2 separate regions of the Homo sapiens genome follow, and region 2 is linked to region 1. The links are chromatin loops, found by intact Hi-C in ENCODE. Cell type or tissue: mammary epithelial cell. All regions are shown on one strand.

Evidence for each region. Peaks named below come from ENCODE experiments on the same cell type or tissue, not always from the same donor. Only the 100,000 strongest peaks of a DNase experiment are listed, where the experiment ranks them.
Region 2: it touches region 1 in a loop (4-fold over the local background); 2 of 110 quality-filtered maps call a loop at or near these places.

What each region holds. Positions count from the first base shown.
Region 1 is chr14:34,223,800-34,231,799 of GRCh38, reverse strand. No RefSeq gene overlaps it. Among named protein-coding and RNA genes, the nearest start is that of EGLN3-AS1, 190 kb to the right of the region's middle. In mammary epithelial cell, a CTCF peak has its summit at 3,602 (motif pointing right); no DNase peak of the experiment used is centred here.
Region 2 is chr14:34,032,679-34,040,678 of GRCh38, reverse strand. EGLN3-AS1 (EGLN3 antisense RNA 1) reads right to left here and starts at 698. Exons shown (of 3, transcript NR_184209.1): 1 at 509-698. All of the region lies in intron 5 of LOC102724945 (a long non-coding RNA gene), which reads left to right. In mammary epithelial cell, no CTCF peak of the experiment used is centred here; a DNase peak (open chromatin) is centred at 4,808; H3K27ac peaks cover 1,959 bases.

The DNA.
Region 1 (8,000 bases):
GCACTTGCATGAAACACCTGCACACAACAATTGCCAAGGGCCAAGGAGCTGTTTGAGACGCCATATCCTGTTGGGCATTGTTTCAAATGAAATCAATGACTCTTCCCTGCATTAAAACAATGTTTTTCAGGAATCAAAAAGAAAGAGAGAAGGAGACCAACAAGGAGCCTTGCTTTAGAGAAGGAGCCCATGTGCAGCCACCACCCTGCCCACAGCATGTGCCCCGTGCAGCCAGGCCCTCCCCGCTGCCTGCTTCCTCCTGTGGGCCGGAGGGACAGCAGTGAGATCCCGGGTAGAATGCCAGGAGGAATCTGGGCAGCTGCATGCTTCTTGAGCATCTTCTCCCTCCTTGCTCCTGTGTCAATTTTTCCTTCTTTTCTTTATTCACTCAACAAACTGAATCTGAGTTGAGTGCCATTATGTGCCCAGCACTGTGCTTGGCACTGGGACACAGACATGTTCTTTGCCCTCATGAAATTTATAGCCCTCTATCCCCTCTTCTTTTCCTGCCTCCTTTTCTGCCTTGCTCTCCATTTATTTGTTCCTCCTCTTTTCCTTATACTTTTAAATTTTCATGTATTAAAGAGCCACATGTTTTTTCTTTTTGAAAGATGTTTCCATGTCAATATTTCATTTTCTGGACTTACACAGAAAGGACTTAGAGTTGGGAGGCTTTGCCATGGCCTATGGGCCCACTCCATGTTCCCAGTGGCCTCAGCTCTTCCTTGGAGAGGATAAGGCAAGACCTCAAGTCTATATCAAGAAATGTGGGAGCCATGCATTCTCCACATCTGTGCTCTTGCTACTGGCTGCAAGGAAATTGGTGCTGCTCAGAGAAGTGGACAAGCTCCAGGGAGGGATGAAGAATAAGTGTGTGTGTGTGTGTGTGTGCGCATATGTGTGTAGGGGGTATTTGAGGGAGATGGCATAGAGAAACACTGACTAGAGATGTTACAAGTCCCCCAAACTCAGTTGGACCACTTGACTCACCCCTGGATGCAGCCCAAAAATTTGCTCTTGGAAGTGCTTCCTGACTGGCTTGGAATACTTGTCCTTAACTCCATCAGGATGCCATGGGTCTTAAGATCTTTTCTATATTGGAATGTTTGGGGCAATTAGACTTAAGTCCAAGGCCCTGCCTCTGCCTGAATGATCCAAGCATGGGTTCTCTTCATCGGTGTGAACAGTAGGCTTTGCCTCTGCTTGAGTCATTGCTTTTCCTTGCAGAGAAGGCACAGCTGCATTCCTGCCTTCTCTGAGATCCTGCCTGCTGGATGGCCAAGGGGCTTGGGCCAGAGTGAAGAGGGGAATTTAAAGTAGTGCACTTCAAACTATTCATAATGAAAGACTTACGTATGTTGTTTTGTTTTTTATTTCCAATCTCTTGTGGACTGATAATCTTTTAAAGAAAAAACTTTAAAAATTTTTAAATGGACAAATAATAATTGTACATATTCACAGTGGTACATAGTGATGCTCCAGTATTATAAAGTGTAGTGATCAGGGTAATCAGCACATCCATCATCCCAAACATTTGTCATTTCTTTGTGTTGGGAATATTCAATATCCTCCTTCTAGCTACTTAAAACTATGTGACATATTATTGTTAACTACAGTCATCCTATGGTGGTATAGAACACTAGAACTTATTCCTCCTATCTGGCTGTAATTTTGTGTCCTTTAACAAATCTCTTCCTATCCCTCCCTTCCCCCTACCCTTCCCAGCTTCTTGTATCTTCTGTGCTACTTTTACCTTTACCAACGTTTTTTTTTTTGAAGTTTCCACATATGAGTGAGAACGTGGTATTTAACTTTCTGTCTCTAGCTTATTTCACTTAACACAATGTCCTCCAGTTTCATGCATGTTGCTGCAAATGACTTGATTTCATTCTTTTTTATGGCTGAATAGTACTCCATTGTGTGTATGTACCACATTTTCTTTATCCACTCGTCTGTTGTTGGATGCCTGGGTTGATTCTGTATCTTGGCTATTGTGAACAGTGCTGCAATAAACGTGGGGGTGCAGGAGTTTCTTCAATATAATTATTTCTTTTCCTTTGGATAAATACATAAAATACAACAGAAATAAAATACTAGAAAAATGAAAAGGAAAACAACATTCAAAACACAAGCTCTAATTTTTTATTGTTAGATTTGATAAATATTAAATTGCTTTGAAAAATTGTCATAGTAGTTCCCAACACTGTTTCTGTGCTTTTCTTGTTGCTAACCAGTGATGGATTGTGGGTAGATAGCAGTCTGTGGACTGGTCTCCACCGCCTTCCCTTGTCCGCACCCCTGCCCCACGGGGTAGCCATCTCCTGCCTTTGGCTGGAGGGCAGGAACATTGGTGGGCTGAGGGCAGGCTGTGGAGATTCTTCCCCATGGTGTGGGGTAGTGAGCGGAAATCCCCACATGAGTCTGATGTGTGTTCTCTAAGATTTAGCGTGTCTTAGTTACCAATTTCGGTACTAAGGAGCCCAATCTTCTCAAGTTGGTTTTGGGTACAGGACTCATCAACCACAGAAAAGCCACAGTGGTAGACATAGGAATGGCAGAAGCCAGGGCAGTTTCAAGGACCTCAGCAGGCCAAGTTCATGGACCCTTACTTAGGGCCCTCCTGTTAACGTGGCTTAGCTTCCAGCTTTCTCAGTCTCTTGACATAAATCATCAAGACAGAGATTCTGTGGATTCAGTGAGGAAAAAGTTCACCTTAGTTCAATTAGCGGCGGGCCAAGAGATGGCGTCTCAGAGCCTGCTCTGCTCTGTAGGGGCTGTGGAAACCAACTCTCTGAGAAAGGAGTTAATGGCAGATTGGGACCCAGGGCAGATCTGGGTGCAAGCTGCTGCCTGTGGAAAGTTCGAAACAATGTCCCAGTTCTCAAGCAGGAGAAAGGTTTTAATCATTCAACTGTAGGGAGAAATTCCTGGCTCTGCCCTGTGCAATCAGCTCATCCTCCTGGGTCTCTAAGTGTGCTGAAATGTTGCTTCCTTGCTCCTGGTGTAACCACTCACTTAGCAAGCAGGAGCCTCCGTGGAAGGCGCTGACCTGTGATTTATGTGCCATAAAAGGGCCGGGATGTTTGATGCCTGTACTTCTCTGCCTGAGAAGAAACATTAAATGAGAGCGAATGGACCCTAGGCTCCTAACGTGGCTGCTGCTTTCCGAATGCGCGCACAGGCGCTCCATTTCATTCTGGCTCCCTGGCCGGGCCGAGCTGATTTTCACCCTGCAGATCTTAACGAAGCTCAAACACTGCCACAACCACAAGAAGCAGAAAGGAAAGGCCCAGCAGCCACTGTTTTCCTCTTCTCATACTGTCACCACGGGAGGCCTCTTGCCATGAAGGTGTTTAAAACTTCCAAAGTTAAAAACACAATGTGAAGCAAGAATCCAAGCTGATGACACCATTTCAAACGGTTTAGCAATCCATAGTTCCAGATGGAAGTTCAGATAGGAGGGCTCCTTGACTTTGTACTGAGCAGTTTCTTATAGAGGCAGAGTCCACTTGAATCCAGAATGTCTGTATTTTGCTTTAACTGGTCAGCTGGTGGAGAGGGCCCTGGATTGGGTGGCTCTGGGTCTCTATCAGAAGCAGACTGTAGGTGGCACTGCAACGCAACTTTGGTGCACCGCAGCGCGTGATAGCGCGCAGAAAACCGGGGGAGATTTAGTGCTCCGAGAAATTCAAGCCCTTTAGGGAAAGGAGCACAAAAATCACCACTTAGAAGTTGCTGTAGAAGCCTTGGGGCCACTGACCATCCTCTCCAGGGACCGAACGGCTAAATGGCAAGGATGATGTGGTGGGGAATGTGTACCTGGCGATGGTTTGCAAAATCTTGACGTTAAAAATCACCACTGTTTCATGTGTGTGGGAAATAAGAAGGCAGGGAGACAGAATGAAAAGCCTGAGAAAACACAATAAGGGTGAGAGAGAAATGGATTTTTAAATGACTATTATTATTGTTTTATTTTGAAGGAGAGTTTGAAGTACATGAATTCCCTCTGCATGTATACTCCCACCTGACCATTGAATTAAGGTGGGTACAGTTAATAGTTATAATAGAGAATCATGGTAAATAACACTGATTGAGGGTACTTTATTCATGAGTGATAAGATGAATCAAGAAAGAAAAATTAAGGGAAGCGTCATGAAATGTCTTTTCTCGTGGGCCACATGCTCTAATATTTGGGCTAATTCTAGTCTTATGCTATAAGAAATCACTTAGTCTACAGTTTTGTGGACTTAGTTCAGAAGTGGATGCTTTTGGAGACGAATGTAAGGTCCTCCTCTGAACCTCATTTTCCCATTTGCAAGGATTCGTTCTGTCTATTTCTATTTCTAATGGTTTTCAAAGTGTGATTCTGGGAACAGTAGCATTGGTATCACCTGGGAACTTGTTAGAAATGCAAATTTCTGAGCCCCACTCCAGACCTTCTAAATCAGAAACTCTGAGGATGGGGTGTAGCAATGTGTTTTAGCCAGTCCTCCAGGTATTTCGGATGCATGCTGATGTTTGTGCACACCTGCTGTAAGGAGTCCCTCAGATATGTATGGGGGAAAAGTGAGGATAGATTACTCAGGAAACATTGAACCCTTACGATGTTTATTAATAGCTGAGTGATATATGCTGGGGTTACAATGAAGAAAACATGGTTCTTCTCTCAAGCTGTTTATAATTTAGTGGGAAAACAGGCATACTTACAATGCTAAATGGAATAACTACTCCTTGAAAATACTAATTCTGCCTAGAAAGAAGGGAGGAGAAAGGCTTATAGGGTGGTGGGGAACATTTGAGCAGAGTCTTGAAGGATGAGAAGATTTAATGAGGCAGAGAAGGGCTTGTAGCTTTTATTATTTATTTTTACTTATTTATTTTTTTGAGATCAAGGCTCATTCTGTTACCCAGGCTGGAGTGCAGTGGCATGGTCAGGGCTCATTGCAACCTCAACCTCCCAGGCTCAAGTGATCCTTCCACCTTAGCTTTCTGAGTAGCTAGGACTACAGGCCTGTGCCACTATGCCCGGCTAATTTTTGTATTTTTTGTGGAGACAGGGTTTCAGCATGTTGCCCAGGCTTGTCTTGAACTCATGGGCTCAAGTGATCTGCCCGCATCGGCCTCCTAAAGTGTTAAGATTACAGGTGTGAGACACCACGCCGGGCCTGCTTGTAGCTTTTAAATGTTGTTTAATATTGCCAGAGAGTTTTGTCCACCTCAAACCATCAAGGAGCCAAACATATTGAGAGAGATTGAGTTTTCTTTCCCCTACATTTGGTTAAAGACATGGGCTTTGAGAATCACTTATTGAGAGGGAAAATCTGGCTAGCCTTGGACTTTTGCTCAGTGCCAATAGTCAATGAAGTAATGTCTACAAATTTCTGAGGAAAAGAGTGACTCAAAAATATTATATCCAGCCAAGGAGTTGGTCAAATATAAAGATAACAGGTAAACATTCTTATGTATTGACCCAAGAATTACAGGGTGTACAAACACTTCTTGGAAAAAAAGTTAGTGACAAGATGAAGCCACACAAGAGGTAAAAATAAAGGACAAAGTGAAGGACTCAGGAATGAAACAGTCACAGTAAAAGACTGGTAGTGGGCATTCAATTCATGTAAATGTAAGAACTAAGTCTAAACAAAAGTAGAAAATGGTAACAGAATAGAGAATTAATGTTATAATCCTTATCAGGGAATATGGGTGGGAGTGTGAGAGTACCAATTTCCTCATCTTTCTTAGCAGAAAGTTTTTTTGTTTTTTGAATGACTAGCCACTTTATTTTTTTTAATATTTTTTTTCTTAACGTAGAAGGCTCTTTTAAGAAATAATAACTTTACTGGCAAGGAAACGTTTATTTGAAGTTTATTCTCCTTCACTTTCTTCAGTTTCTTTATCCTTTTTTAAGTAAAACAAAGTTTTCTAACTTTCCAAAAATTAAAGCTAGCTAATATAGAATAATCTCATTTTAATTAGCTTATTTCTTTTCTTCCCTTCCATTGATCCATCCATCTTTCTATCCATTCTTGGCTAATTTCTTTTACTCTCATGGTTTTAATTTAATTTAATTTTATTATTATTATACTTTAAGTTTTAGGGTACATGTGCACAATGTGCAGGTTTGTTACATATGTATACATGTGCCATGCTGGTGTGCTGCACCCATTAACTCGTCATTTAGCATTTGGTATATCTCCAAATGCTATCCCTCCCCCCTCCCCCCACCCCACAACAGTCTCCGGAGTGTGATGTTCCCCTTCCTGTGTCCACGTGTTCTCATTGTTCAATTCCCACCTGTAAGTGAGAACATGCGGTGTTTGGTTTTTTGTCCTTGTGATAGCTTACTCTCATGGTTTTAACTATTATCTCTTTGATCACGATGTTCAAATATTTATTTATTTATTTTTTTTTAGAGATGGAATCTCACTCTGTCACTGAGGCTGGAGTGCAATGGCACAATCATAGCTCACTGCAGCCTCAAACTCCTGGGCTCAAGTGATCCTCCTGCCTCAGCCTCCTGAGTTGTTGGGATTACAGGCTCACACCATCACACCCAGCTAGTTTATTTTTATTTTTGTAGTGATGGGCTCTCCCTGTGTTGTACAGGCTGGTCTCAAACTCCTGGCCTCAAGTGATCCTCCCACCCCAGCCTCCTGAGTTGTTGGGATGGCAGGTAGGAGCCACTGCACCTGGCTCAAGTATTTATCCCTGATGATTCTTCTGAGTTGCAGAATTATGTATACAATAGCCCACTGGATGGACAGCTCCACTTGGATGTCCAATGGACACTTCAACATGTTCAGAACAAGACTCATTTTCTTCAGCTTCCAAATCCAAATTTGCTGCTCCTCTTATATTTTCTATCCTGGTTCATGATATTACCATCAACTTGGTCATCCAAGCCAGAAACTTGGAATCATCTTAGATTCCTTATCTCTTCATCCTTCTCATCCAATCAACCATTAACACCGCATCCAAGCCAGAAACTTGGAATCACTCTTGATTTCTCATCTCTCTTTCAAGCTTCCCATCCAACCGGTCAACATCGCTTCCTAAATATTTACTTTTCCCTCTTCTCCTTATCCTAGCTATCCTTGATCTAGGACAGAGCCTCACCAGGGTCTTTGATAATAACTTCAAACTTGTCTGTAGGCCTTCTTGGCTTTTCTTTATATTCACTTCCATTGTTTATATTCCTGCCAGAATGATCTTTCTAAAATGCAAGTTTATCTTGTTATTCCCCAGCTAGCATCCTTCAAAGGTTCCCTATTTCCCTAAGGATAAATTGCAGGCTACTTAAATACACCATCTTCTGTCTCTGGACTAATAGGCAATAGGCACTATTTTTATCCCTGACATGCTGTGATGTGGACAGCTGCTGGTTCTTCTGCTTATAATTGTTTTGTGTCTGTTATGGCCTGGATGACACTTGCTTATTTGTTGAAACACAGCTCAAGGGTCACTTCAGGAAGTTTTCCCAGACCTTGGACTAAGGTTTTCTCCTCTGTACTCAGTAGCACCTTTCACATATCTCAGTTGTAGCACTGAGCATTTAAGAACTGTTTATGTGCTGGTCTCTCCTACTATCACTGCAAGTTCCTCCATGTTAGGAACTGTGTGTGTGTGTGTGTGTGTGTGTGTGTGTGTCTGTGTGTGTTCGTTCACAGTGCCTACTGTACAGCATGGCACATAGTAGGTTTACAAAGACTATTGAAGTGAACTAAGCAATCCTGGTACATCTTTCTATCAATGCCATATGTACTCCCTCTCTCCCTTGGGCACAATTGGATAAACACCAAATTCAATAGTGCTCCATTTTTCTGAACTCTGGGCAGACTGCCTTCCTTCTGTGGACACATTCTTTCTTCAGATATGTTAATACTATTGATTAAGTCACAGCTTTCTTTTAGAGCAATCACATTCCAGTCATGTCTCTGTAGGCTGCATCCTAGACTCTTTAATTAGATTTCTTCATTCCTTCATTCATTAGTTCACTTATT
Region 2 (8,000 bases), 190 kb after region 1:
GATGGTTTTGTAGGTGTGTGCCTGTGTCAACGCATATTAAATTTTATATTGTAAACACATGAAGTGTATTGGATGCCAATTATATGCCAATAAAGCTATTTTAAAAATTGCTTCTGGTGGAATAGAGTCTTAGTTTAGGCTGCTATAACAAACCACTATGGACTGGGTAGCTTCAATAACAGAAATTTATCTCTCACAATTCTGGAGGCTCAGAAGTCAGCAGATCCAGTGTCTAGTGAGGGCCCTCTTCCTGGATTAGAAATAGCCATCTTCTCTTTGTATCCCCACATGGCAGAAACCAGAGAGAGAGCATCTCTGTCATGTCTTTTCTTATAAGGGCTCTAATCCCATTCAAGAGGGCTCCACCATAATGATATAAAAACTTCTGGAGGCCCCACCTCCAAATACCATGACATTGGGGATTTAGGTTTCAACTTATAAATTTGGTGAGGGAGACACAAATATTCAGTCCATAGCAGAGTCCTGCCCATCACCCTATATGTCCTACCTCATTTTCCAGCTTCCCGCCACTAAAGGATGATCATCCCCGATTTTGTTCCTCAAGTACAATCGGTCTTTTGCCATGGTAGACGCTGAGATTTAATTGCTTCCTCTGGAAGTACAGAAACTATTTTAACCGGGCTACTGTTCCCTCCTGGTTAATTCCCTGAGCCTCCTGAGTGCTGCAGACAAGTTTGTCCTCTTTTTCTATTTCACACCATTTTAAGGGTTGCCTCCCTCACAGTCCAGTGGCATGTTTTGGATAGACAGCAGCCGATTGGGCACCTGTATTACTGTCTGTCTGGGCCATGACTCACCAGCCCCAATGATAACAATCCTTAGACCTTTGACATGTTTTCAGGATGCTTTTCAAAATACCTATTGGTTCCACAAAGGAAGCCCTGAGACAGTGAGTGACCCACCAGTGTTTGCCTCTTCTTCTCTTGTGTATTTCTTTCATTACTCTCCAAGGTGCTTTAATATTAGGTAGTTCCAGATCAGCAGTAAGAAATGCAAACAAATACCCTCCTCAGAAGTTCAGCATTATTTTACTGTCTTTGAAATATTTTCAGAACTTAAGGGAGAATCAGGAATGAGTCCCTGGAATTATATAGATGTGGGACATCATTGACCAGCTGAGGTAATGACTGTTCTTCCATCTTGCAGAAACAACAGGTCAAGGCTCTGAGTGGTTAAGTAAATAGCTAAGACCTTGAGCTAGAGCAGGGAGACTCAAACCCGTGCTGGTTTGTGGACAAGGGAAGAAATGGAGAGCAATTGTTTAGAAACGTTCATAGCAATATGATGGAATAGTTTTATGACATAATAACAAAAAAGTTGAGCTTGTATTTTATATGCCTGTTATTTTTAACTCTTTTCTAATAATTCATTTTTGTTTATTCTACAAAATTGAGGATTCATAGTAGATTGGAAATTTTAGAAAAAATCAGCGGGCCCTTTATCACAGATTTCTTGAGAAGCACTCAACTAATTTCATGGTCTCTGCAGGGCGGTTCTGGGTGCCTTCCTTCCAGTGAAGATCATGAGTACCTTCCTTCCAATGGAGATGATGGGTGAACTGTGGAGAGATGGAGACAGTGCCAGGGAGGAGGATGTCCCCTTCATCTCTGGTTCCTTTTCCTTTTCCTCCACATGCATCCCTGGAGAAGCACTCCACCAATAGCAAGCAGAGTTGAGACTAGAATAGAGGAGAATGCAGTTAGAGAAGGGCTTGGAAATGGCAAGGTTGGCAGGAAAAGCTTTGTGGTTATCACCTAGCATGCTGACTTAGGCAAATGCCCTGTACTCTGGACCTCAGGAGCAGGTGGAGGAAGCAGCTGAGAAATATCTCACTAGTTTGGAATGAAGCTGGAATTGTGAGTTCCACTATGTTTAAGACGCTCGTATAACCTAAGAGGAGGGAAAAAAAGGCTGCCTGTCATCACCCTGTAGTGTGAGGCTAGACATCGACATATTCCGACGGAGTCACTGATCAGAGGAACTTCCCTTTAAAAACATGGAGGGATCAGCACACTGCACAGGTACATTGTAGTGAAAAGAGATGGGATCAGAAAAGGGCTGAGCCTAAGATGGCCTCATTATCTGTCTTAAAATGGGGAGATCCAAGCAGCTGAAAGGCATCAGGAAGATGTCACCATCTCATTTCACAGCTGTCTCTGCTGGTCCCTGTTTGCTTTTGTTTCAGTAAATCGTAGTGTGAAGTAATGTTCATGTTCCCAGGGGACATGGAACAGCCTACTGCCCTGCTTGCCTTTGAAGCAGTTAGCTGACAACACCTTCACTATCACATCTTCTGGAGAGGTGGCAGAAAGAGATGATGCCTTCCTTTTGTTGACTTTCATACATGATTATATGTCTGGACACTCTTACTGACATCAATGTGCTTGTTGACTGGGAGGACAGGATCAGGTTGAGTGGGTTCAGGCTTTTTACTATGAGAAAAGCTTTTGCTCTTTACTTCGGGAAATGAAGGAAACACCCAGCCCTCTTGCTTGTTTGTTAAATTAAAGGGTGACTTCTGCATCGTAAACTGCCCTGGAATATATCTTGGTTTTGACTTGGGTAATGATGCACACATGCCTCAGTGTGCCTGCCCTGTGGCCTTATTATTATTTAGTCTGACATGTTGGGATTTGGGAGAGGGTTGAGATTAGAGCTTAGGGCTTATGTTGGTTAGCACCATCATGGGAGGAAGGGCCTGCAGCATGGTGAGCTACAGTCAAAGAGAAGCAGAATTGGAAACTCAGCTACCTTTCCCTCTTGTGCTAAACCCAAGTTTGTGACAATGCAGTCAGAATTAGTTACTTTCGGGGAGGATTTGCAATATCTGGACCCAACTGCAGTAGCAGTAAAGAGATTGACAAAGGAGGGCAAGCATAACATGTAAACTATTCCCAATGAATGGTTTAGAAACTCGTAAAGCCAAACTGGCACTTTCTAGGGATGAAGTGACGGACCTACCGCGACTAGGGAGACCAGGCTGTGGTTCTAGGTGTTTAGCTCTCCCAGTTTGTCTGTCCTGAAATAGCCAGAAACAAAATTCAACCCAGTGTCACTGCTCCCCAAAATTTACAATCTTATTGGCTAATAAGACTGGCCCAGCATGAAACAATGGTAATAAGTGCAGATTGTGGCCAAGATGACAGGTAATAGAGTTGTGTCAAAATACAGGGGCTGACGTGGGTCAGAGGAGACAGGGAAGGCTCCTGGGAAAGTTGGACTTGAATTGGCACTGAGTCCTTCCCTCGTTTGGATTCAGATGGGGTTTGAGTCCTAGATTCACCAGGACTTACTTTGAGCAGGTATATAAGATCTCTGAACATCAGCATTCTCATCTACAAGATGGGGAAAATAGTAACAATGTCCTAGGCTTTTTGCGAGCATTAAATGACATAAAGTACCTAGCGATTAAGTGGTCAGTAATGTTAGATCATCCATTACTTCCATGGCTACAAAGAATTCCCTCTTTCTGGGACTGGCTCACGAATCTGGCCACAACATTCAAATTTGTAAGGCTGCTATTTCTGCCTGGGGTGAGGTGCCTGGGTGGTGGTGGGAGTGGGGAGTGGTATAAACAAACCATGAGCTGCTTTTCCTAACTATGTACCCAGTTCCCCTAACTGAATTACAAGTGTCTCTTTTTTTTTTTGGAGACAGAGTCTCACTCTGTCACCCAGGCTGGAGTGCAATGGCGTGATCTTGGTTTACTACAACATCTGCCTCCCAGGTTCAAGTGATTCTCCTGCCTCAAGCCTCCCAAGTAGCTGGGATTACAGGTGCCCGCCACCACACCCGACTAATTTTAGTATCACAAGTGTCTCTTAAACTAGAAAATCTAAGGCATAGCTTGCATTGAGAGGGATATTTTGTCCAAGTACTCACTTGGCTGAAAAGACCAGTTTTCATCACAAAGCTGATATCACATTTTTGAGCTGCTTGGCTTCCCTTCCTAGCCTCTCCTAATTTGTAAACATTTCTCAATTTTACTATACACAAAATAGGAAGTTATGAAATCCCAGCTCTGAGCTTGAGTGCTGTTCATTCTGGAAAAGCAGGCCTAGGAATCGGTTGATTTTAAACTAATTTTAATCAGTAAGAACTTGGTCATGAACCGAGAAGAAATATAGCATAATGGTTAGGAGCAGGGACTCTGGGTTCAGACCACCTGGACTTGCTTCCTGGCTCTGTCACCTTGCTATCTGCATGACTTTGGGTAAGGTATTTACTCTCTGTGCCTTAGTTTACTCATCTGTTAAATGGGAAAATAATGGTACACATCTCATAGTGTGGTTGTGATGAGTAAATTAGTCAACATATATGTGAAGTGCTTAGAGCAGTAAGTGGCTGATGTAAGTCCTAAATATGTGTTAGCCATCATTAATATCATTATGTCCTGGTGAAAAGGGGAGAGGGAAGGTTTAAGGCCCTGATGGATGCGGTCCCCCTAAACAAGAGGGCACTAAGAGAGCCAGCACCAGCTGGGCCTGGCAACAGTGGGAGGCAGGGAAAAGAATACTCTTAGGAAGGTATGGCCCAACTGCCAGATCCTAGTGAGAGAGCCCAGGTTGAATCAATGACAGGAATCTGCCAGCAGAGAACCCCTTTAGAATTTGACTGTCTCCATTCCAGAATTCTGGGCTTCCTGGGACATAGCCTCTCTGCCAGCCTGCCCAAAACCTTTTTCAGTAAGGATGACACACTTAGACAGGGCTGACTCAGTAACAGGCCCTTTGTTCTGTCTCCTGGACCTCTGGGTGCCACTGTCTGTACATGTCCAGCTTGGCAGGCAGCTGGCATCCTAAGGATTCAGGTCGTTATCAGCTGGACACTGACTAAACAGAGCCCCTCCCAGCCAAGTGATGTGTGAGGCAGTGCACGTAGGCCTGCATACCTCATATCTCTGCCCGGGCAATTACAACCCAACCACCCTGCCCCATTCCAAGGCAGCTGGAGCCAGCTAGGGCACAGCGTTTGGGGCAGAAGCCAGGTATTTTTCCTCCTTTTATCCTTTTTGATTCCGTAGGCATTTTCTTCTAAGCTCAGGATCTAACTGCAATGTCCCACATGGGAAAACAAACCTGAGAGGCAGGAACTAGGCCGTGTCTGCTCATGATGCTGCCTTTTACTGCTCTGAAATGGAGCCAAAAAAAGGCGCAGCCTCTGTCCTCCAGGACAGAAAAGCTAGAAGCAGTGTGTCCTTTCCCTAGCCGCTGTTTGCCTTTTGAGCATGTTGCATATACCCGCACATTAGTGGTGCACTGTCTAGTCTGGTGTTCAGATCTATATTTAAATACTACTGTGGGATTCAGAGTCCAAGTGTGTAAAGTGCAAGCCTGGGCTTGGCCAGGCATCAAGGTTTGCGGCCTACCCAGTGGGTCCTTAAAGCTGGCCTCTTGCATCAGAAGTGATCCCATGCACTTCTGATGACAGTTTGTGACAACTCCCTCTGGTTTGGGAAGTCTCCCTGTGCATGTTCTCTTATCTCAGCCGAGAGGACCACGTGTGAATATTAACAATTGGTACCATTTATTGGACGCTTGCTCTGCACCAGACAGTATGCTGAAGGTACTTTCTATAACAATTTCCTGTACCCATCTCCCATCCCCAGTGCTTCAATGGAGGTAGTGGATCAATTCTGCTTTACAGATGAGGACACTGAGATGCAGTGACATTAGGTAACTTAAGGTCACCCAAGTAGGAAGTGGTAAGGTCAATATATATATATTTTTTGAGACAGAATCTCACTGTGTCTCCCAGGCTGGAGTGCAGTGGGGGGTGCTCTGGGCTCACTGCAACCTCCACCTTCCAGATTTAAGCGATTCTCCTGCCTCAGTAGGAATAGCTGGGATTACAGGCGTGGGCCACCATGCCTAGCTGATTTTTGTATTTTTATTAGAGACGGGGTTCACTATGTTGGTCAGGCTGGTCTCGAACTCCTGGCCTCAGGTGATCTGCCTGACTTGGCCTCCCAAAGTTCTGGGATTACAGGCATGAGCCACCGCACCCGGATGGACCAGTACTTGGACAGTTTGATCCAGAGCATGTTCTGCAGCATCTCTCTGCTTGTGTCTCTCCAACAATTAAACCAATGCCTGGGAATTATCATCCTCATTGTGATGATTTTTATCAGCCAGCAGGGGCCAGAAGCTTCTATGTGGTGGACGCATTTGGCTAATTTGCTGTGCCGTTGGTGATAGGGAGAATAACACACACAAAAAAATTGAGTTATTTCCTTACTGATTTCTATTAGTTTGATTCAACAAATATTTAGTGAGCATTTGCATTGTGCAAGGCAGAACTAGCAAAGAGGGCTGCTACAAGGTAATTGCTTTCAAAGAGCTGGCACTCTAGAAAGAGAAATTGTCTTTCCAAATTCCCAAGATGGCCCACAAGGCCATCCTCTTCAGTCTCTTAAGGGCCGTCCTCTTCAGTCACATTGCTCTGCATTCCCCTCCTTTGTCTGAAGCCTCCTCCAAGTCCTTTTGTTTGGGGAGCTCCCTACTAGCCCAGGGCCTTGCACCTTCTGTTCATCAGCCTGAAATACTTCACACCTCTGCCTGGTTAACTCCTCATCCTTCAGGGGATTCTCTCCCACTCCCATAGAATAGGTCAGGTTCTCCCCTCTCATCTCATCACAGGTCCCTCTACTTTTAATTTTTGCAATTATTTGATTAATCTGTTACTGATGAGGGCACAGATGCTTTTGTTGTTCACCCCTGTATTCCCAGCACATAATAGGTGTTTGCTAAATATTCTTAAGGGAATGAAGATTACAGATTATTTATTCAAGCAAAAACTGGGGCATGTTAGTCCCCAGTCCCCCAAGAAGCAGACATCAAGACAAGATCAAACATGGCAGGATTTTAGTAGTGTGAAAGTCTACGAGAAAGTGGCAAGGGAGCTAAAGGAAGGTAAAACAGTCGTCACACTGTAAGTCTGATCCTAGAGTGAAGAAAGGAAGGCTGAGTGGAGTGTTGTGTTTTTTTTTTTTTTCCTTGAGACGAAGTCTCACTCATTGCCCAGGCTGCAGTTGAGTGGAGTGATCTCAGTTCATTGCAACCTCTGCCTTCCAGGTGCAAATGATTCTCCTGCCTCAGCCTCCTGAGTAGCTGGGACTACAGCCACACACCACCATACCTGGCTAATTTTTGTATTTTTAGTAGAGATGGGGTTTTGCCATGTTGGCTAGGCTGGTCTCGAACTCCTGAGCTCAGTTGATCTGCCCGCCTCAGCCTCCCAAAGTGCTGGGATTACAGGCATGAGCCACCGCACCCAGCCTGGGTGGAGTGCTTTATACCTTCCTCTGCAGTCTGAGGAAAGTTTGGCAAGGCCGTGGAGGACTTTAGGCCAGACAAAGTCAACTGAAGGTTGGGAGCCCATAGGAGGTGGGACCTGGCCCTGGGCTTCCGGAGCTCAGCACCTGAGGCGCTCTGTTAATTACGCACTCCTTGTGGATGGAAGGCTGGGGGCTCATTCTCCTGGCTGCCACGTGGGGGTTCTGAGAGGCGAGAGGAGGTGGCTTCTGGTGTATAGAAGGAGAAAAATTACCAAAGACATGTCTTCCGTAAAAAGGTAGGACATCTTACTTTTGAGGCTCAGTAAGTATCTGTCGAACATGTAGCATTCTTTGACACTGTGGAAGACACTATAGGTTTGAGTACACATGGGCTCACTTCAAAAAACTTATGAGCTAATTAAGAGACAAAGTAAACTCACATACATGCTCCTGAATCTCAGTTTTCTCGTTTCTGAAAAGGAGATAACACCACTTACCTCGTGTGACATGTGACAGATCCAGTAACTTCTGTGAATAGGGTAGGTGCTCAACAAGTAAGATTTGAATATGAGTTTAAAAAAATAATAATGCATTGGCCTCTCCACCTTTTCAGTTTTTCTAGTCATTTCAACAGGGTCGACACCTTTTAAAGTAACTTTTGGGTTAGGAAGTGTGTTTTCCTTGTAATTAATCAGTAGTCCTC